Regions from separate parts of the Homo sapiens genome. Here region 2 is linked to region 1. A link is an interaction called in ENCODE POLR2A ChIA-PET data of the cell type or tissue named here. Cell type or tissue: OCI-LY7. All regions are shown on one strand. Each heading gives the region's core, and the rest is flanking DNA. Links, peaks and the distances in the headings are about the cores only.

Region 1 (11,112 bases), core at 1,376-9,375:
CTGTTGCAAATGACAGCCCTAATTCGGACTCTCTTAAGCAGCAAAGGGCACTTTTTTGAGTCTGTACCTGGCTACAAGATGCAACTTGGTCCACCCCATTGTCACCAGCATCCTCTCTCTCGGGCTCCATCCAATGGGCGGCCACCATCAGCACCATATTCATGCCTCCTGGCACCCAGCACAGTCTCCTCCAGCCTCCAGGACTCCCTCTCGCTTATTGGCCAGACTTGGGTCACATGTCTGCCCCAGGACCAATCGCTGAAGCTAGAGCTGGAATTGCTGATTGGCTCCACCTGGCTCACATGCGCTGCCCTGCAGTCAAACCATATATAAGGGGGGGTGGGAAATAAGAGCACTTGTGGCCTCAAAGCACTAACAGGGGCTGTTACCAGGAGACAGGAGATAATTCTTTGTTAAGCCAGTAAATATTTTGAATGCCTGCTATGCCGCAAGCATTGTTTTAATTGTTGAGGATATAGATCTGAACAAAAATGACAAAAACCTGTACCTTCAGGGGGCTGATATTCTGCTGGAGGACATCCGCAAAGAAATAAAGGAGCTAGCTGTGAGAGGTGGTAAGTGCTACTGGGGAGGGCAGAGATTTCGGTTTTAACCTGCCAAGGTGAAATTTGAGCAAAGACCTGAGGAGGGGGAAGAAGGGATGGTGAAGATAACCTGAATGAAGGCTCCAGGCAGAGGGAGCAGCAAGTTCAAGGGCCCTGGGGTGGGCTGTGCTAGCATGTGCAAGGAACAGTACAGAGACCGTGTGGCTGGAACCAGGTGTGCAAGGGAGAGAGGGGAAGGCAATAAGGTCGGAGAGGTGATGGAGCAGGTTGGGTGGGTTCTTGTAGCCCCTTTGGAGGGTTTTTGCGTTTTACTCTGCGTGGGATGGAAGTTATTGAAGGCCGTTCAGTGGAGGAAGGCAGGCCCTTGCTTTTGTTTTAACAGGATCTGTCTGGCTGCTTGATGGAAGGGACGAGGTAGAAGCAGGGAAACCAGTTAGGAGGCTGTTGGAATCCAGGCAGGATTCTCCTATCACTGAACACTGTGCCTCATAGGAGGTCCTTCATACGTATTTGTAAAGTGAAAGAAGGAAGAGAGAGAAATGATCAGGTTCTCTGGACCACCTGGGGAGGCCGCTAGGTCTGTTGCGGGGCTCTGGCCCCAGCCCGTGGGACGTATCTGCACACCCACAGTTTGCTTTCTTCCCGCCTTTCATGGACATTTACCATCTGACCAGTGCCTCCTTCTGCCTCTGGCCCCTTCTTCCTCTCCCACCACCTCAGCTGCCTGATTGTTCCCAAACTTCTCTCTCCTCCTCTTGTTGGATTTGGAGATCCTCAGAGGAAAACAGCCCATCTGGGTCTTTCTAAACAGGTCTGGATGAGGTCCCAGGTGTTTGTTCACCGCTGTGGTTTGTGGCATTGGGAAGGTGAGGGCATCAGTCACTCAGACCCGTTCCTCTTGGCAGATCGGCAGAGAAATTGAGAACTAAAAATGATGTTTCTAAATGCTCAGGACGTTAGCTGTTTCCAGAGATGTCTCCTGGGCTGGCGAGCCTTTGCCAAGGTCCTGGAGAAGACTCAGGATGGAGAGGAGGAGCCAGAGAGACCTGGAAAGGAACTGGTGGGAAGGAGAGGTGTTGTCCACAGCAGGGATGGAGTGGCAGGCGGCTGGTGCTGCGTGAGTTCACTGGGTGCTCTCTCGGTTCAGCCACTTTGAATATTTTACCAAGAAAAAGGAAAAAAAACAAGGCAGAATCCCTTGTGTCATCTTTAATTGATTTCTTCAGCATCCGGAGAGAAACTGGCATGAGGCCACGAGAAGTCTGAGCCAGGGGAATTCATCAGAAATCGACCCACTGATGACTTGATCTGATGAAATAATTAGCTCCTGTTATTCTCTGGCTTCTGGTGCCGGAGCTTTGACTTCCATCCAGAGGAGAGCGGGTGATAGCCGCCCAGGAGTGGGGGGTGCTCTGAAACCAACATGGGAGCCAGGAACGAAGTCCAGCTGACTGTGCCCCGGGCTCCATCTTTACCCAGCCCAGGGCTCCCAATGAAGACTGCCCTTCCCAGCCCCCCTGTACCCTGGCATCACAGGCCCAGGGCCAAAAAGGCCCTCAGAGGGCACCTGGCCACCTGGCAAATGAGGAAACTGAGGCTGGGAGACTCTTAGGAACTTGTTCAAAGATCTGCTTCTAGGGGGTCCTGGTTGAGCTGCCCAAATCGGGCCAGACTAGGTTTGAACCCCTTCTCTGCCACTTACCCATATGATCGGGGGAAAGTGATTTTAACTCTCTGTGCCTCAGCTTCTTCATCCATAAAATGGGTGAAATATTGATGGGTGGGTGTGCATATTAATTGGGTTGACACCTGCAAACAGCTCAGAGCAGAGACTGGAGTGTGCTGCAAGCTTTCAGAAAGGTTTTCCTGTGATTGGTTTCTGGTTTCAGAGAGTTGCTATTTGTAGGGCACCCCATCGGAATTCTCCCAATATTAGCACTCCACGTCTGTCTCTCTGAAGGAACGTGAATGTGCATCTTAGAACGCTGGCTGCTGCAATCGTAGTTTCAAGTGCAAAGCATCCCGTAGTGTTTCCCGATGGAGGGACATGGGCCACTGATAATGTATTAGTCTGTTTTCACGCTGCTGATAAAGACATACCCGAGACTGGGTAATTTAAAAGAAAAAGATTTAATGGACTCATTGTTCCATGTGGCTGGGGAGGCCTTACAATCATGGTGGAAGGTGAAAGGCACGTCTTATGTGATGGCAGACAAAAGAAGATGAGAACCAAGCAAAAGGGGAAACCCTTTATAAAACCGTCAGATCTCATGAGACTTATTCACTACCATGAGAACAGTATGGGGGAACCACCCCCATGATTCAATTATCTCCCACCAGGTCCCTCCCACAACACGTGGGAATTATGGGCGCTACAAGTCAAGATGAGATTTGGGTGAGGACACAGCCAAACCATATCAGATACACAACATAGTTTGAGGATTACTCTGATTTGGGGTGGTTCAGGGACTGATTCGATGGCTAGAGTTTGTCTCCTTTTCAGCTGTCTGGCAGCCTCCAGTTACCTCCAGCAGAAAGTCTCAGATGGTGCTAATGTGCTTTGACTCCTTTCAACACCTGCTAATCTCACTTCAAAAGAGAGTGCGAGCGCGAGGGCACGCGAAGCCTGGGAAGCTATTTGCATCAAGTTCCACTGATTCAGCTTTCTTTGACTTTTATTTGTACAATTAGCTCTACAGGGAAGCGATGTCCACTTTCCATTTATCTTTGGGTAGGAAGTTTTCTTTTCCCAAAACATGTGTTTGTGTTTTTATTTTAAAATGAGGCCATTTAAAGAAGCACGTTAAGCAAATAATCACTGAAGGGCTCTGCAGATTCAGCAGAAATCAGGGCCGTGGTCCTTGAACGGAAAGAGTTGGGAAATCCGAGTTTCGTGATGAGAAGCCCACATTGAACGGTGAGGGAGGGCAGAATTCACATCCCATCCCTGCCATCTTCTGTCTGGGTGGCCTTAGGACAGTAATGAAACCTCAGTTTTCTCTGGGGCTAATAATAGTACTTGCAGGAGGGAGCCTTGGTGGAGGTTGAAGGAGATTTCAGAGTGCCTGACGCAGGACAGCTGCAGCGGTAGGATCACTCTAATAATGGTTTACATTGTGGAATATGTATCCCAGTTAGTACTATGGCCAGGCTCTAGTCCCAGCACACTGTATCAACACATTTAATCCTGCACACCCATTTCACAGATGAGGAAACTGAGGCACAAAGGTGTTAAGTTACTAGCTCAGGGTCTTTCAGCAAGTAACTCCAAAGTCCACATCCTTAACCATCACACCACGTGGCATAAAGCAGGTGCCCAGCAGGCAGTTGCCGCAGTGGCTCTGGCTGTCATGAGGTGTATGTTTCTGCAGACGAGAGATTGAGAAGGAAGGTGTTGTTCACCCTCTGGTCCCATGAAACTCACAGTTCTCATGTCAGACGACTGCATCGAGTGTGTCCCCAGCTCCCCTGAAATTGTGACTCTCAGAGCCACCTGGGAAGGAGGCATTGAGCGGAGCCTGCTTCCTGCTCCCAGGGGAGGTGCTAGAAGGGAGACTTGCTGTCCTGGCCAGCCTGACATAGGATACAGGTCCCTGAATGAAGTAAATTAGGGTGCGCATCAGGGCAGCTGGGAGAGTTGATTGAAAGCACTGTTTTCAGAGGCAGGTGGGCAAAGGGAGCAAAGAAATGATGCTGCACCGAGGAACCGGTAGCAACAGGAGCCCTTACTTTCCCGAGACTTGATGGGGCAAGAGGAGGGAGAGGTGAACTCAGAACTGGGGAGACGCTAGAGCCAGGAGGGGCCCCAGGCAGGAGCTGCATCCACACACACAGACACGAAGGCTACTGCCTGGGGAGCTACTGCGTGCGGGAGGAGAATAAATGCACGGACTTCCCACCACCTCCCATGCTGCAGCCTCCCAGCCGGAAGCCAGAGAGCAGGGACGTGCCGACCGTGCCATCTGTAGAGCTCAGCCTCCCAGGGTGCCAAGCAGAGCTGGGGGAGAAATGGAGCAGGAGTGACCCTTCCTGGGGTTTTTCAACCATAGCGCTGCCCAGAGAACACAGTGGCCAGCTCCTCGTTGGTGTCCATGGAGGGTGGCTGGGGCAAGGCATCAGTGATGGACGCCTCTGAGCCATGTAGACCCAAGCTATGGCACGGCCCTGCCAAGTCCAGCTTCCCTCACTCTGCAGAACTCAAAGGACCTTAGCAGAACCTCCGTTCCTTTATTTATCTATTTCTTTGTGCCAAGGCCTGGAGACAGCCATGAATAACATAAGCCTGTCTCTGTCCTCAGGGAGCTGACCCCCTAGTGGGGAAGAATTGGACAATAAATAAGAAATTGCAGGCTGCAGTAGTGATTACAAGAGAAATAAAACCGGTTATAAAATGCAGAGTGCCTGGGTTGGGGGCCCCCGCTTTAAATAGGGTGGCCAGGGCAGGCCTCTCTGAGGTGATGACGTTTGTTCTTTTGACAGAAAGAGCCAGGAGTACAAAGCAGGAGTTTGTTGTTGTTGTTGTTGTTTTTGAGACGGAGTCTCACTCTGTCACCCAGGCTGGAGTGCAATGACATGATCTCGGCTCACTGCAACCTCCATTTCCCAGGTTCAAGCGATTCTCCTGCCTCAGCCTCCCGAGTAGCTGGGATTACAGGCATGTGCCACCATGCCCAGCTAATTTGCGTATTTTTAGTAGAGATGGGGTTTCACCATGTTGATCAGGCTGGTCTCGAACTCCTGACCTCAGGTGATCCACCTGCCTCAGCCTGCCAAAGTGCTGGAATTACAGATGTGAGCCACTGCGCACAGCTGCGGGAGTTATTTTTAAAAGAGCAGGTGCAAAGACCCTGGGGCAAAGAGAAGCTTGACTTGTCCATTCGACAGAAAGAAGCCAGTAGGGCTGGAAAGGAGAGGTCGAGGAGAAGTGGGCAGGGGCCAGATCTCACGGGCCAGGGCAGCCCTGGCAAGAAGTTTGCATCTTATCCTGTGAGCCATGAGCAGCCAGGGAAGGTGCGGCAGGTGAGCACAGGACTGGCACTAAGGTGAGGCGAGTGCCTGGCACTTGTGCAGCCTGGGAGCGAGCACCCCCTTCAGTCTGTACCTGCACGAGGCACTGTGCCCTCCCCTGCCCAGTGCTGTGATCTGATCTGTATTTTAGGAAGATTCCTCCGGCTGCCCTGGGAAAATGGAGGATGGGGGCAGGGAAGAGGGAGGCGGGAGACCCCTCAGGCCACCTTGCAGTCCCCAGGAGAGATGAAGCAGGCAGCACATCCCCCTGCTGAACCCGGAGACCTTGCTGAGCCTCTGAGTCATGACTTTGAGCTGATGGCTGGGGTTCCCCATGAAGGGCAAGGACAAACAGACCCTTTCAAGGTCACAGCAACACAGCCACCCCCACAGCACTTGGCTTCCTCCCGGCACATCTGCAGGCTGTGGCTCTCTCGCTCATGCTCTCTTGTTTTAAATAAATGATACCAAAAGTCTATATCTGGACAGGACTTGAAGGCTCATTTCCTCAAGAAGTGAAAAAATGACCACGGAGAGCAAAGAGCAGGGCGAGATTAGAGACCTGCTTGAGCCAGAGTCGCGTCCCCACCTCCCCGCACCCACCTTCGCTGGTGACCTAGTCTGACCTGGGGCCAGGGGGGTGACTGAGGGCACAGTGGCCTGTGGCAGGTCTTCCCCCTCCACCTTTTAGCGCTCAATTTTCTCTATTGTCATTTCATTTATTCTGCAACTTAAAACTAATAGGCTGGGCACAGTGGCTCACACCTATAACCCCAGCACTTTGGGAGGCCAGGGCAGGTGGATCACCTGAGTTCAGGAGTTCAAGACCAGCCTGGCCAACATGGTGAAACCCCATCTCTACCAAAAATACAAAAAATTAGCCGGGCGTGGTGGCAGGCGCCTGTAATCCCAGCTTCTCTAGAGGCTGAGGCAGGAGAATCGCTTGAACACCAGGAGGCAGAGGTCGCAGTGAGCCCAGATGGCGTCATTGCACTCCAGCCTGAGCAACAAGAGCAAAACTCTGTCTGGGAAAAAAAAAAAAAAAAAAAAAGGAATACTTTTTTGCCCAACTACAAGATCCCTTAACAAGGGGCTTTCACACGCATCCCCAGCAGACTGAAATCTTACAACAGCCCTGTCTACTCATTTTGTTCATGGGGAAACCGAGGTTCCAAACGGGCTTGCTCACGGGAAAACTGAGCCAGTGAGTGGAAGATCTGCCACTCACACATGCCAGTTGTCCAGCCCAAAACATCCAGCTCCAGGCTCTCGTTTAAACCCCTGATTGAATCCCCCGCTGCTGGGGAGCTGGAACTTCATCTCCCTCACCTCTGTACCCCACGGTGCGGGCAGATGCAAGAGGACGGCAAATATTCACCCCTTGAGACCAGCCCGCTGCTGTTCCTCTCCCTGGGGACGATTTGTCTGTGGAGTTGGGTGGATTATTCAGAGACGGCTGTTATCTGACTCGGGTCTTGGGCTGCCACCGACACATCAGAGGCTCACTGGATCCAGGGAAGAAATTGTTTCTGCAGAAGTGGCCACAGAAGGCTTTTCTGCCAGTCTGTTGACCAAGCAAACTGTAAAGACTTTGCTAACTTCAGCGGAGTTCGGTTTTCACTCTGCCATAGCCACCCCTGTTCAAAGAAACTCCCATTGTTCATGCCAGCCGCCATACAAATCATTATGCAAGAATGAGCAGCCGGCAGCCTTGACATAAATATTGACCTGATTCTTCCTCCTCCTCTAGATCTGCGAGTGAAGAGGGACGAGGGAAAAGAAACAAAGCCACAGACGCAACTTGAGACTCCCGCATCCCAAAAGAAGCACCAGATCAGCAAAAAAAGAAGATGGGCCCCCCGAGCCTCGTGCTGTGCTTGCTGTCCGCAACTGTGTTCTCCCTGCTGGGTGGAAGCTCGGCCTTCCTGTCGCACCACCGCCTGAAAGGCAGGTTTCAGAGGGACCGCAGGAACATCCGCCCCAACATCATCCTGGTGCTGACGGACGACCAGGATGTGGAGCTGGGTAAGCCTCGGGGCCCCAGGGTGGCACCTCGGCCCCTCGGAGCAGGGTCCCTGGGTTAGGCTGAGGCTCCTGAGGCAAGGCGGTGGTGTTGATGCGTCGTGCTCACTTTTGAGTACATTGAAACCAAGACACGGGCCACCCACACGTGTTTGGGGTCACAACTGGGTCCTCAAGGTTAGGGGTCTCTACCCTTCTCCAGTTGCACAACCGTTCCTGGATTTCTCCAAAGAGTTAAAGAGAACAGGCTGGGCGCTATGGCTCATGCTTGTAATCCCAGCACGTTGGGAGGCCGAGGCAGGTGGATCACCTGAAGTCAGGGGTTCGAGACCAGCCTGGCCAACGTGGTGAAACCCCGTCTTTACTAAAACTACAGAAATGAGCCAGGCATGATGGCGCACACCTGTAACCCCAGCTACTGAGGAGACTGGGGCACAAGAATCACTTGAATCCAGGAGAAGGAGGTTGCAGTGAGTGGAGGTCATGCCACTACACTCCAGCCTGGGTGACAGAGTGAGACTCTGTCTCAAAAAAAAAAAAAAAAGATGAGACATGAGCCTGGAGCCAAATTTTGGAGGCTCTTGTGGGTTGTGGCAAAGACTGTCAATCATTGATCCCGTGAAGGGTGATCCCTCAGCCTCTGTCCACTCTTAAAGGATAACAGCGTGTTGTTGGTGGCAACAAATGTGAAGGTTGACTAGGTTAGCCTTGACAACCTGAATTTGTCTTTTAGCTACCAGGAAAAGGCAATTTACATAAAACCAAGTTGTTCCTTGCAATGCTTTGTATTAATGATCACAAGTATAGTTTTTTTCCTCCGGGAGCTTCTCAGTGCAGAAAGAATTTGTAGCCAGGAAGCAATCAGAGCCCAGAGCTTTTATTGACAATTTGACACATAGGATACCTATCTCCTGGCAGCATTTAGAATGAGGCGCATTTGATAACTATGGGGAGTCTGCAGACTGTGGCCAGAGAGGTGTGTTTCGTTTCTTGAAGAATTTTGCAGAGGGGTCTTGCAGGCAGCACCTGGACCTCAGAGCTTCTTGGTCTCACATTGTGTAGCCCCGACGCTGTTTCGGCTATAGTCATGCTTAGAATTTCCGATGCCCTGCACGTTTGTTCATTCATCCAGCAGATGTTTATTACGCATTTGTTGCATTCAGTGCACTGTGTCAGGAGCCAGAGAACTAAGGGAGGCTCATTCCAGGTGAGGAGAACAGGAAATTCAAAGATACTGAGATAGAAATGGGCTCGGTGGTTTGGAGCAAAAAAAAAAAGTGCCAGGGAGCCGGAGTGGAGGGAGCTGGGGCCGTGATGGAGAGAGATGAAGCTGAGGAGCTGACTTGGCCCGGGTTGCACCAGGCCTTGTGGCCATGGTGGGGGCTTTGAGTTTGATTCTTAGTAAAATAGACATGGATGAGGGGGCCTTAAGAAGAGGAAGGCCGTGACCTCACTTAGGTTCTAACAGGATCCCCCAGCTCTTTTGATGAAATTAAATCGCAGGGGTAAGGGCAGAAACAGGACACTCATTCAGAGGCCGATGGGGTGATAGGGCAGTGATGATGGAAGCTCAGACCCGGGTGCTGAGATGCGGTCCCACCTGATGTATATTTGGGAAATAAACTGATCAATGGGTTAGGTATGTGGGTTATGGAAAAGATACGTTTCAAGGGCAGCCGCTAGATTTGGGGCCCGAATCAACAGGTGAGTGGCTGAATACCCACTCTTAGGAACAACACATTTTTGCAACATGATCCAGCTAAGTCTCATGTCTGAATCTGACTGAATTTTGCATCTGTGACTTGTGAATAAAACCAACAGTGTATGCAGATAAAAAGAAAGCAAAGGCATATGCAGATATAAGGAAACCAACAGCGTATGCAGATACAAGGAAACCAATAGCAGGTATGAAGTAGACACAGGAGAGAGGGGAACAAAGAAAGCCGTGGCTGACTTAAAATACAGAGATTTCTTCTCTCCATTTGACAGATGGAAAAACTGAGGCAGAGAGAAGTCACTTGTCCAAGTTTGCACAGCTAGAATGTGATTAAACATGATTTGAGCTGGGTGCAGTGGCTCACGCCTGTAATCCCAGCATTTTGGGAGCCTGAGGATCACTTGAGGCCAGGAGTTCGAGACCAGCCTGGGCAACATAGTGAGACCCCCCCCGTCTTAACAAAAAATGTAAAAATCAGCCAAGGATGGTGGCACACACCTGTAGTAGCAGCTAATGGGAGGCTGAGGTGGAGGATCACTTGAGCCCAAGAGGTCAAGGCTGCAGTGAGCCTAGGTCACACCACTGTTCTCTAGCCTGGGCAATAGAACAAAACCCCATCTTAGAAAAAAAGAGAAAAACAAGATTTGAACCCAGAACGCGTGATCTTAGCCACTGCTCTATTTAGCCAGATTCCTGGGATGGATATTGAGTTGTTTTCAGATTGGTAGCGTGTGCGTTTGTTAGTTTTTCACTGTTACGGATATTGTTGCTGGAAATTTAAACAGGCATCGTTGCACAGACAAGGGAGTGCTTCTGAAGGATAAATTCTAGGAGGTGGATGCGGTGGGTTTAGAGCCCCTGGTGTTCAGTGGCCTGTGTCAGCTCTTGCCCAATAGCACTACACAGCATAGATTAGGGCCTACAAGTCTTGCCCTCTATAAACAAGCCAGACCTCTTCCACCAGCAGCACTGGGTTTTGAAGGAGGCAAGGGATGGGAAGGTGGTTGTGGGAGGGGCATGATAGGCTTTTTATAAACCACTAGACAGACCCAGATCAATAATGCATGTCCCAAAAAAGCCCAATACATTATCTCACAGTCTCTGCTACAACTGGCATGCAGCGGGTGGTCCTAAAAAATTTATCATTTGCTATTTTCTGCCCATCCGTGCAGCAGTTCTGACAGCCCTCTGGGCTGGAGACTTCTTGACTGAGATAATCCCAGGATTCTTTCCAGTCCCAGGACAGAGAACAGACGTCCATCCTCATTAGGGTCCGGTTGGGAGGACTGGTGCCAGATACACAAGACGAGGGGCTTGTTCTGTTTCCTAATTGCAAGGTTGGGGGGTTCGGGGCTGTACCACGTATATTCAATTTTCCTTTCCCTGCACGCATTTGACTCCCTAAGCTGTCATTTGGAATTATCAAATGCCCAGGGGAACTGCTTCCAGGGCCATACTAGTTCGTAAGTGGCCTAAATTATCATTACATGTTTAAAGTAGTTGGGGACATCCCTGTGTCTCAATGGCCCTCTGAGACCAACGGACTTTTGCTGGACTTCCGCTCCAAAAGAATAAGAGGGAAGCACATGGAGGTAAAGGTCTCGTTTGCAGACGTCCTTTGTTCAGGGAGGCAGTAGAATCTTTGGGCTCTGCCAGGGTTTACTGATTTAATTTGATCTAAACCTCTGGGGAGCCTCTGGGGCTCCAGCAGGCTCTGAGACAGCAAGAGGATTAAGACATGGTTCTGGCCTGGAGCAAGAGAATTTTTGCAGCATCCCAGTTCTGATCTATGACTTGAGA
Region 2 (11,112 bases), core at 1,040-9,039, 240 kb before region 1:
ATCCGCGAGTGAAATATGACATGTTTTTACATCAAAGTCAAGGATGAGAGACATTTGAACTTGAGCTTAAATGTTCAATTTGTACCTGGCCAGATAGAGTGTCTGTAAAATGCATTGTCCCCAAACAGTTTCAAATGATTTATAATCCCAACGTGAAAAAAGGAAGTGGCCTTCTTACATTAGTATTTGAAATACTTTCCAACTCCCACCAAAAAAGTAACAGGCAGTTAGATCATATCTCAAAAACTAATCTGAGCAGAAATGTCAAGCCCTGAACCGGCCAGCCTCTCTATTAGGAAGCAGATCTGGAGAGACAAGTGCTTGCCACCTGCTTCTCTCATATTACCTAAACTTTGTAATAAGAGTATGGAACTTCGAAAAAAAATAATGCATTAAAATGAGAAAACATAGAATAACCCATACTGAGTTCATGCTGAGCACGGAGCCCACTCATTGCCCCTCAGTCATTGCTTCCCTCCCTCCACTTCAATGGTCACAAACCTTCAGCTCTCCTTAAAGCTCTTCCTCTCTGCCGGCTTTTCCAGATCTCCAAAGCTCCCTCTCCTCCCCTGGCTGGCACCCTGTGCTCCCAAAGCCTGGACTGGGCCTGGAAGGGACCTTCTCCTCTGTTCTCCTCCACTTTCCCCCTGCAGCCTGGGGCAAAAGTGTCGGGAGAAGGTACAGATGCCTCAGCTTGTTGTTCCCCAACTCCTTCCCCAGTACTTGGATCCCTTCTCTGCCTGGGGCTCCCTGTTCCAGAACTGGCCCCTGAGAATCGCATCTCCGGGGCTCCCTGCCCTCTGGCGTCCAGTTATGTTCAGCCAAGGGGACTCTTCCCTGGAGGTCAAAGGCAGGAGGGGAAAGGTCAGAGTGCCTCTTCCCTACTCTCCCTGTGGTGTGACCTTCCCTGCAGGGCTCTCCCTGGGCTACTCATGCACTCTCCTCCACCCACCCCTCCAGCCCTGGGCTCTGGGCAGCTCCATCTCTTGCTGGTCCCCAGGTGCTTTCATCATTTAGCAGTTCCCTTAATTCTGCCACAAACCCCTGCAGCGCATGCCTCTGTTTCCCATTGGGGCTGGGTCTGAAAAAAACTGCTAGACCAAGGCCAGGCACGTGACTCATGCCTATAATCTCAGCACTTTGGGAGGCCGAGGAGGGCGAATCACTTGAGGTCAGGAGTTTGACAACAGCCTGGCCAACATGGCGAAACCCTGTCTCTACTAAAAATACAAAATTAGCCAGGGCTGGTGGTGCACGAGTGTAATCCCAGCTACTTGGGAGGCTGAGGCACGGAATCACTTGAACCTGAGAGGCAGAGTTTGCACCGAGCTGAGATCAAGCCACTGCACAAACCAGAGCCCAGGAAACAATCAGGAACTGAGTCCCTGACCCAAAGGGGGCTCAGCAGAGAGGAACCGGAGTCTGCAGCCCTGGGTGCCACAACTCTGGTTCCTGCCACAGAAACCAACGATGCCACACATGGCCACCCCCCATCCCCAGTCCTGCGCCTCATTGGCCCTGTGCACACAATGCCACGGGGTGCCCCAAACCACAACCTTCCCTGGGGCTCGGCTTCTGCAGCTGAGCCAGGCTAAGAGCAGCAGGGAGGGGTACAGGCTCTCCTTGGAACCCTGACTCGGCCCCTTCCAAGCTGTGTGACTGTGGGGAGGTTATTTGCCCTCTCTGGTCTCAGTCTCCTACCCTTTAAAATGGGTGGCATGATGGCCCTGCCTCATCGGGTGGGAGGGGCTTCAGTGAGATACTGCATACACAGTGTTCAGATCCAGACCTGCACAGGACGGGCTCAGTAAACCCAAGCTCTGGGGATTTCCCTGTGCCTGGGACGACCTGCCTGGCTTGCCTTCTGCAGCCCAGGCCTCTCTGTAGACTGTGGACACTGCATAGATTTCTTCCACGCATACATATTCTCCTCAACCCCCGCTCCAGCCCACATTCCTCCCTTTAAGGAAATTCTATGTCCTGCGGTCAGTGTCTACACCCCTGCCTCACCACCACTCACCCCGGCACTCCCACTGGGCTTCCCAGCCCTGCTCCCCAAAGCCTCTCCTATGGAGCTCCCTGTGCTCCCCCTAAGGACCCGCCCAGTCCCTCCTGGGTGTCCACAGAGGGTGGTCCTGGGCCGTCGTTCCTCCTGGTCTACCCCTCTGCTACTGTCTGAAGGTGTCTCCTGAAATTCTCATGTTAAAACCCAATTGCCAACGTGATAGTGTTAAGAGCCGGGGCCTTCAGGAGGTGATTCCAGCATGAGGCCAAGCTCCTGGATGTGACTGGCACCCTTCTACCCATTTGGACACAGACAGCAGCCCTCACCAAACACTGAACCTGTCAGCGCCTTTGTCTTGGACTTCCCAGCCTCCAGAACTGTGAGGAATAAAGTTCTATTATTTATAAGCTACCCAGTCTCAGGCATATTGTCATAGTAGCAGGAATTGATGAAGGCCCCCTTCTTGTTCCCATGCTCAGCCAGGCTTTCTCTGCCACCCTTGTCCTCTTCTTCTCCTGCTCCTAAATCCAGGGGGTCCCTCCATTGAGTCTGCCTCTCGCTCACTCTGCTTCCCCTCCTGGGGGTCTCAGCCCCCCTTAGACCACAGACACATGGGGTCACAGACACACAGGGGACTCCTTAGCCACACCAGCCAACCACTCTCCTGGCTTCAGACCTGCAGGTCCACATGGGTGTCCCATGGCACCTTCAACTCAGCCCGATAAATTCACCCCCAAATGTAGGCTCTTTGGGGGTCACCGCCTCAGTGACTGGTGACCCCGTCCCTCCAGGCCCATCCAGAACCCTGGGCAGCTCTCTTATCCCCTATCTCCTCCCTCTCCCTCTTGTCTCAAACCCAAGTCCTACTGAGTTGATTGCTAAATGGCTCTTGGCTCTGTTCTATTCCTTCCTCCTCTGCCATCACCCTGCTAGCTCAGGTGACCATCCTTTCTCACCTACATGATGGCCTCACCCACCTCACAGACCACCCTGGCCCTGGGCAGCCCCTCCTCCTCATCCCCCATACCATGGACAGAGGGACCTTCTATGGTCACGTCACATCCCTGCTAACCTCACTGAGGTCTCCCACTGCATTTAAAGACACCCCCAGTGCCACATGTGGCTGAGAAGGCCCTGCCACTGTCTGCCCCTACAGCCCCAACCCCTGCCTTCTTCCCTTGTCATCCTCACCCTAACACTCGGCTTAAACCCCACTGAACTTCACTCAGGTTCTCCAACTTGCTGCACCATCTTTGCCTCCAGGCCTTTGCACATGCCATTCCCCTGCCTGGAACTCCTTTTCCTGCTCTTTTTGCCTGTCTGAGTCCTCATCATCATGAAGTCAGCACAGCCACATGCTCTCCTGGAAGCCTGTCCTGGGTTTGCCCCTCCTACCTGCTCCCATAACAGCTGAGCTGCCCAAACACACAGACAAGTCACTCACTGCTGGGCACTTCTCATTTCCACAAGCAAAGGACAGTGACCTCATAGTAAACTACTGAAGGAGCAGCTGTTGGTTCTCCCTGCCCATCTTCCCATCTTCCATCTACAATTTTTTTCCATATAATTCCGTTTTTCCTTGAGAAAGCCTCTCTTCCTTTCCCCAAATCCATGTGGCAGTTCCCAGGGCTGGTCCACTCCCGGTGGGCCTGTGACCCAGGTCTGGCCCATCCGTGTACCACATCTTCCTAGCCACAGCAATTGACTTAGGATGGAATGTGACCCAGCCTGGCCCAAGGATTACCCTGCCTGAGAACAGTTGGCAAGAAGACCCTCTTTCTGGTAGGGCTGAAAGGGCTGAAAGAAGATACACCTGGTGTTCCATTTACTGCATAACAAATTGTTCCAAAATCAAAGAGCTCAAAATAACTATTTCATTATTCCATGGGTCCCGTGGGTCCAGAATTCAGACAGAGCAAAGCAGAGTGGTTTGTCGCTACACCACAATGTCCAATGCCTCAGCTAGGAAAAATCAAACACAGGGAACCATCTAGAAGCCTCTTCACTCAATCTGGTAGTTGCTGCTGGCAATCAGCTGGGCCCTCAGTTGAGGCTGTCAACCTCAGCACCTCCATGTGGCCTCTTCATACAGTCTGGGCTTCCTCCTAGCATGGCGGCCTCAGGACAGTAGGACTTACATGTCAGCTCAGGCTTCCAAAGGCAAGTGTCCCCAAACACAAAGCAAAAGCTGCACTGCTTTTTCTGACCTAGTCTCACAAGTTGTGCAGCATCATTCTCACCTCTATATACTGGTTTCCAATGAGTCACAAGCCTGTCCAGCATGAAAGAGAGAGGACATAGACTGACTTCTCAGTAGGAGGAATATCAAGGCCACGTTGTAAATGAGTGCCTGAAACAGGGGATATTGTTGTAGCCATCTTTGAAAAATAGAAGCTATTGCCATAGCTGGTGCTTGCAAAAGGAAAGAGGCTTTCTACTGATGAAGCCAACACAGAGGAAAGTAGAGGCATAAGAAGGGAGGGACCCAATGCTAATAATGTCATGTGAGCACCTGGATCCATCCATGCCTGAAGCGAGACATCCTGGATCTTGTACATGAACCAATAATTTATCTTTTTAACCTAAGAGCTATATTTCAACCATTCACAACCAAAGGAGTCCTGATTAGTAAAGAAGCAGCACAATGCAACAGGTAAGAGTGTGCTCTTTGGAACCAGAAAGCCCAGGTTTGAATCCTGGTGCTTCCTGTTCAAGCTGTTTAGCTTTGGAAACAGGTTCTCAGTGGCCTGGTTTGCACCACCTGCCTATCTTTTGAAACTAGCCCAAATGTCCCATAGAGCTGATGCTTAGGGTTTTTCTGAATGAACATAAAACCTGATCCTCCCTGTTTGGTCTCAAAGCTTGAGAAAGTTACATTTGTCTTATCTGAGTTCTTTCTCAGGAAACCAACCATCAGGCCTCCCAGATAGTAACAAGGAACTGAAACTCACCAGATGACTACATTTAGACAATGAAACACCAGACCCCTCACCCATGTCTGCCTAAGCCATCACTTGCTCCCTATTGAGCAACTCCTCTTCCTTACCCCTCCCTATTTCCTGTCTTCCCATACATGGTTACATTTTGTACCTGCTATGTAAACTCCTAATTTTCGTTAGTCAAGGAGACGGATTTGAGGCTGATCTCTCATCTCCTTGGCTGAAGCAGCTGATTAAAGTCTTCTTCCCTGACAATACTCCTGCAGCATCTGATTAAAGCTTTCTTCCCTGACAATACTTGTTGTATCAATGATCGGCTTTCTGTGTAGCAAGCAGCAGGACCTAGACTGAACCCCTGGTGTTTCAGCAACACTTTAACCACTTGATTCACAGAAACCATCAAACTGCATGCAGAGATAGGCAATTTCTTAATCGAACCATGAAAGAAAAGAATGATAATTCAAACTCACTAAAATTCAGAAGTTCTATTCATCAAAAGCATCATTAAGAAAGTGGAAGGGAGTAAAAAGGCAAATCTCAGATGGGAAGAAGACATTTGTAATACCGTATACTTGACAGTGACTTGTATCTAGAAGATACAAAGAATTCCTAAAAATCAGTAAGAAAAAGGCAACCCAATTAGATAAGGAACAAAGGATTTCAACAAACCTTAACAAAGGAGGAGATCTGAACATCCAATAAACATGTAAAAATATTTTTCATGTCATGACTCCTAAGAAAAATGCAAATTAAAGCCATAATGAGATACGTCCACACATCCACCAAATAGCTACAATGTCAAAAGACAGACAATACCAAGTGTTAGCAACGGCGTAGGACAACTGTTAACTCCCATGCTGTTGATGGGAATGCAAGTCACTACAGCCACAGTGAAAAATGTCTGGAAACATCTACTAAAGTTAAATAAATATCCACCTCCCCTATTACCCAGTCCTTCCACCCTGGGAACTTACCCGAGAGTAATGAGTATGTACATTCACCAGAAGACGTGTATGCATGTCCATGGCAATTGTATGCCTAATAGAAAAATATATTAGGCTGGCCGTGGTGGCTCACGCCTGTAATCTCAGCACTTTGTGGGGCCGAGGCAGGCGGATCATGAGGTCAGGAGATCGAGACCATCCTGGCTAACACGGTGAAACCCCGTCTCTACTAAAAATACAAAAAAATTAGCCAGGCATTGTGGCGGACGCCGGTAGCCCCAGCTACTCAGGAGGCTGAGGCAGGAGGATGGCGTGAGCCTGGGAGGCGGAGCTTGCAGTGAGCTGAGATCGCACCACTGCACTCCAGCCTGGGCGACAGAGCAAGACTTCACCTCAAAAAATAAATAAATAAATAATATTAAATATCCATTAGGAATAGAATGGAAAAGTAAATTGAGGTCTATGCATGCAGTGGAAAGCTATGTAACAATGAAAAAAAATGGACCACTGCTACAATAAACAGCATGGAGACATTTACTGATCCAGCAAGGAGCCAGGAAAGCCAGACACAGAGGACTAAATATGCTATGATCTTTTTTATAAGAAGTCCAAGGACAAGCAGGGCTAATCTCAAGACTAACCTATGGAAGTAGAAATCAGAGTAGTGGTTTATTGTGGGTGTGTGTATTAGTCCATTCTCACATGGCTATAAAGAAATACCTGAGGCTGGGTGAGGCGCGGGGCTCACACCTGTAATCCCATCACTTTGGGAGGCTGAGGTAGGCAGATCACCTGAGGTCGGGAGTTCGAGGCCACTCTGACCAATATGGAGAAATTCTGTCTCTATTAAAAATACAAAATTAGCCAGGTGTGGTAGCACATGCCTGTAATCCCAGCTACTCAGGAGGCTGAGGCAGGAGAATCGCTTGAACCCAGGAGGCAGAGGTTGCGGTGAGCCAGAGATTGTGCCGTCACACTCCAGCCTGGGCAACAAGAGCGAAACTCCGTCAAGAAAGAAAGAGAGAAAGAGAGAGAGAGAGAGAGAGAGAGAGAGAGAGAGAGAAAGAGAGAGAGACAGAGAAAGGGAGACAGAGACAGAAAGAGAGAGAGAGAGAGAGAAAGAGAGAGAGAGGGAGAAAGAGAGAAAGAGAGAGAAAGAAAGAAAGGAAGGAAGGAAGGAAGGAAGAAAGAAAGAAAGAAAGAAAGAAAGAAAGAAAGAAAGAAAGAAAGAAAGAAAAGAAAATAGAAAGAGGGAGGGAGGAAGGGAAGGAAGGAAGGAAGGAAGGAAGGAAGGAAGGAAGGAAGGAAGGAAGGAAAGAAAGAAAAGAAAGAAGGAAAGACCTGAAGCTGGGTAATTTATGAAGAAAAGAGGTTTAATTGGCTCATGGTTCTACAGGCTATCCTGGAAGCATAATAGCTTCTGCTTTTGGGGAGGCCTCAAGACTCTCACAAATATGGCAGAAGGCAAAGGGACAGCTGGCATGTCAAACGGCCGGAGCAGCAAGAGAGAGTGAGGGGAGCTGCCACACACTTTTAAACAACCAAATCTTATGAGAACTCACTCAGGACCGGGGGGGATGGGGCTAAACCATTCATAAAAACTCCACGCATCTCTCACTCATCTCCCACCAGGCCCCACCTCCAACACTGGGGATTACAATTCTACATGAGATTTGGTGGGGACACAGGCCCAAACCATATCGGTATGTGTTGAATCACAAGGGGTGTGAGGAAGCCTTCTGGCTGTTGGAAATGATCTGTATCTGCCCCTGAGAGTTGTCACATGTGTGTGTCCATGGAAAAGTGTACTGTGTTTATACTTAAGAAGTGATCGAACCTAACCTTAGATGCTCCCACTGAGATTCTTCTACTGAATCTGTGGTCTTTCAAGTTTAGCCATTCGGTGGATCTATATTTGTTCACAGTTACAGGTACTGTGAATCCTGTGACTATTACCATGTATAGTGTCGGTAGAATTGGCCTTAGGGCACCATATTGATGAGTTCCTCATAAAAAGACAATTATAGATGTCCCTCAGTATCCCTGGGAGATTGATTCTAGGACCCACCCACCCCCGCCCCCCACGGATATCCACAGATGCTAAAGTACTTTGTATAAAAAGACATAGTGTTTGCATGTAACCTATGCGTATCTTCCCATGTACTTTAAATCATTTCTAGGTTATGATACCTAACACAATGTAAATACTAGGTAAATAGTTTTTATACTATACTGACTTTTCAAATTTGTTTTCCTTTTTAACTTTGGTTTTTTTGTTTTAGTTTATTTAAATCCACATTCTGCATAACATATTGATTTTTTAATCTGTATTTTTAAATTGTTGGGTTTTTTTTTTCAAATGTTTTTTATTCACAGTCAGTTGAATCCACAGATACAAAACCCATGGATAGAAACAGCTGACTATACATCTTACTCACATTCTATGGCTGAAGTCCAGCTACAGGGTGCCCTTAGATGGGGGTGAGAGAAAATTAGCAAAGATCATGTGACCCAAGGTGGGGAAATCCAGCCCTCTTTATTTGGGCTTCAGCAAGAGCTGACCAAATCATCTCTTTTTTCCAACAAAGGGCATTTTTAAGTTTCATGAAGCCAGAACAGAGGAACTGAACTAAATAATAATGTTGGGTGTTTTTTTTTTTAAATAAAGAATGCTTCCTAGTGAATTCCATGCTGCCAATTCATGCCAACATTGAGGCCTACAGCATGGATAATTTGGACCTGCTGCTGAGAGGAGTAAGACTTTGTGGTAGCTGAGGGCAAGATTTCATAGACCTAGGATGCTCCTGGATCCTAAAAGGGAACTGTTGCAAGCATGCGCCAGCCAGGCCAGACCCCAACTGTGGTGGTTGCCATGGTGACAACACAATGGATTCATCAGGGAAAATGTGGCAACATCTCTGGTCTTAGGGAAGTGCTTGTGGTAATCAATTCCACCCTGGCCTCTTCAAGGGCAAGCCTAAACACAGTTAGGCAGAGATATTGAAGCGTTTGCTCTCCCTGCTCCGTCCCTTGGTCAAGTTATTTCTCGGTTCAGCAGGAGGCCAGGAGCTTCCCTGTAGACCATGCACACCCTGTTCTGCAGAGAGAAGCCGAGCATCCTCCCTGGAAGTACTCAGGCCCTACTCGGGTGCACAGAACCTTCAGTTCACAAAATGCGCCTGAGCTGCTCTTCCCACCAGCTTCGCTGAGGTTTGAAAGAGCCATATTAGTGTTCTTTTTTTATTCCTGTAAGACATATTATTTTCCCACCTTTCACACACACACACACACACACACACACAGGCATGCATGTGTGCACATCTATTTTCCAGAGAACAAGTGTTATCTGTTATGTCATTCAGCTAGAAGGAAGTTCACACAGCTTTTCACAGACCTGTCTTCAACTCACAGAAAAAAATCCCTTTCTGAACATCCCTGACACCTTCTCAGCCTCCCTTTTTGAGATGGAGTCTTGCTCTGTGGCCCAGGCTGGAGTGCAATGGCACGATCTCAGCTCACTGCAAGCTCCGCCTCCCCAGTTCACGCCATTCGCCTGCCTCAGCCTCCCGAGTAGCTGGGACTACAGGCATCCGCCACCACGCCTGGCTAATTTTTTGTATTTTTAGTAGAGATGGGGTTTCACTGTGTAAGCCAGGATGGTCTCGATCTCCTGACCTCGTGATCTGCCCGCCTTGGCCTCCCAAAGTGCTGGGATTACAGGCATGAGCCACCGTGCCCTGACCCCCGTCTTCTTAAATACCTGAGGGGTATGGCATATATCAGTTAGCATGTTTGGTGTTGCAAACAACAACAACAAAAATCAAACTGAACTAAACCTTAAAGGAAGCATTAGGTTTCTCCAGTTGAGGTAGAGGGCCTCAAATGGGTTTGATGAGTCTTGGCTCTGTTTCTTTGTACATCTCCTGCTCTGACTCCAATGCCAGAGACTTCATTCCCTCTGAATTTCCTCGTGGTCACAGACTACTGTTTGCATCCTCACTTTCCAGGAGGGAAAAAGCTTCTGTTTCCCAGCTGTGAATCAAAAGTCTTATCTTCCAAATCAATTAATGTAATCCATCACATCAACAGGCTAAAGAAGAAAAATCACATGATTATATCAATAGCTGCAGAAAAAGCACTTGACAAAATTCAACACTCATTCCTGATAAAAACTCAGTGAACTAGGAATAGAGAGGAACTTCCTCAATTTAATAAATAGCTACAAAATCCCACAGCTAACATCACACTTAATACCAAGAAACTCCACTTAGCTTTCCCACTAAGATCAGGAACAAGAAAAAGATGTTCCTTCTCCCCACTGCTTTTCAACATTGCACTGGATGTCCTAGATAATGCAAGTCCTAGCTAAGATAAGAAAAGGAAATAAAAGGCATATAGATTGGGAAGAAAGAAATAAAGCTATCTTTGCCTATAGATGGTCTGGATTGTCTATGCAGACACACTGAAATAATCAACAAAATAACTCCTAGAACTAATAAATTATTATAGTGAGGTTGCAAGATACAAGGTTGATATACAAAAGTCAATCACTTTCCTATTTAGCAGCAATGAACAAGTGGAATTTGAAATTTAAGATGCAATACCGTTCACATTAGCACTCTTCAAAATGAAATAGTTATAAAACTCACAAAATATGTACAGGTTCCATATGAGGAAAACTTCAAAACTCTGAGGAAAAGAACTTTTTAAGCTAAATAAATGGAGAGATAGTCCAGGTTCATAAATAGGAAGACTCAGTATTGTCAAGATGTCAGCTCTTCCCAACTTGATCAACAGATTCAATGCAATCCCAATCAAAATTCCTGCAAGTTATATTGAGGATATTGACAAACCGATTCTAAAGTTTTTATGGAGAAGTAAAAGACCCAGAATAGCCAGGCACGGTGGCTCACGCCTGTAATCCCAGCATTTTGGGAGGCCAAGGTGGGTGGATCACAAGGTCAGGAGATCGAGACCATCCTGACCAACATGGTGAAACCCCATCTCTACTAAAAATACAAAAAAAAAAAAAAAAAATAGCCAGGCATGGTGGTGTGCACCTGTAGTCCCAGCTACTTGGGAGGCTGAGGCAGGAGAATTTGCTTGAACGTGGGAGGCGGAGGTTGCAGTGAGCCGAGATCACACCACTGTACTTCAGCCTGGGCAACAAAGTGAGACTCTGTCTCAAAAAAAAAAAAAAAAAAAAAAAAAGAGACACAGAATA

The links. Peaks named below come from ENCODE experiments on the same cell type or tissue, not always from the same donor. Only the 100,000 strongest peaks of a DNase experiment are listed, where the experiment ranks them.
Region 2: POLR2A ChIA-PET joins it to region 1 with 6 read pairs; 2 of 35 experiments call an interaction of 5 or more read pairs at or near these places.

What each region holds. Positions count from the first base shown.
Region 1 is chr20:47,753,675-47,764,786 of GRCh38, reverse strand. It overlaps SULF2 (sulfatase 2), which reads left to right. Exons shown (of 21, transcript NM_001387048.1): 2 at 7,324-7,598. The coding sequence starts at 7,424. Among named protein-coding and RNA genes, the nearest start is that of SULF2, 26 kb to the left of the region's middle. RefSeq lists enhancers at 2,848-3,386, 5,120-5,876, 5,877-6,635, 6,636-7,393. In OCI-LY7, for the core only: no CTCF peak of the experiment used is centred there; no DNase peak of the experiment used is centred there.
Region 2 is chr20:47,996,626-48,007,737 of GRCh38, reverse strand. All of the region lies in intron 1 of LOC107985436 (a long non-coding RNA gene), which reads right to left. Among named protein-coding and RNA genes, the nearest start is that of LINC01522, 12 kb to the right of the region's middle. RefSeq lists enhancers at 1,248-1,748, 4,750-4,799, 4,810-4,979. In OCI-LY7, for the core only: no CTCF peak of the experiment used is centred there; DNase peaks (open chromatin) are centred at 4,167, 4,517 and 4,937; H3K4me3 peaks cover 3,620 bases; H3K27ac peaks cover 3,689 bases.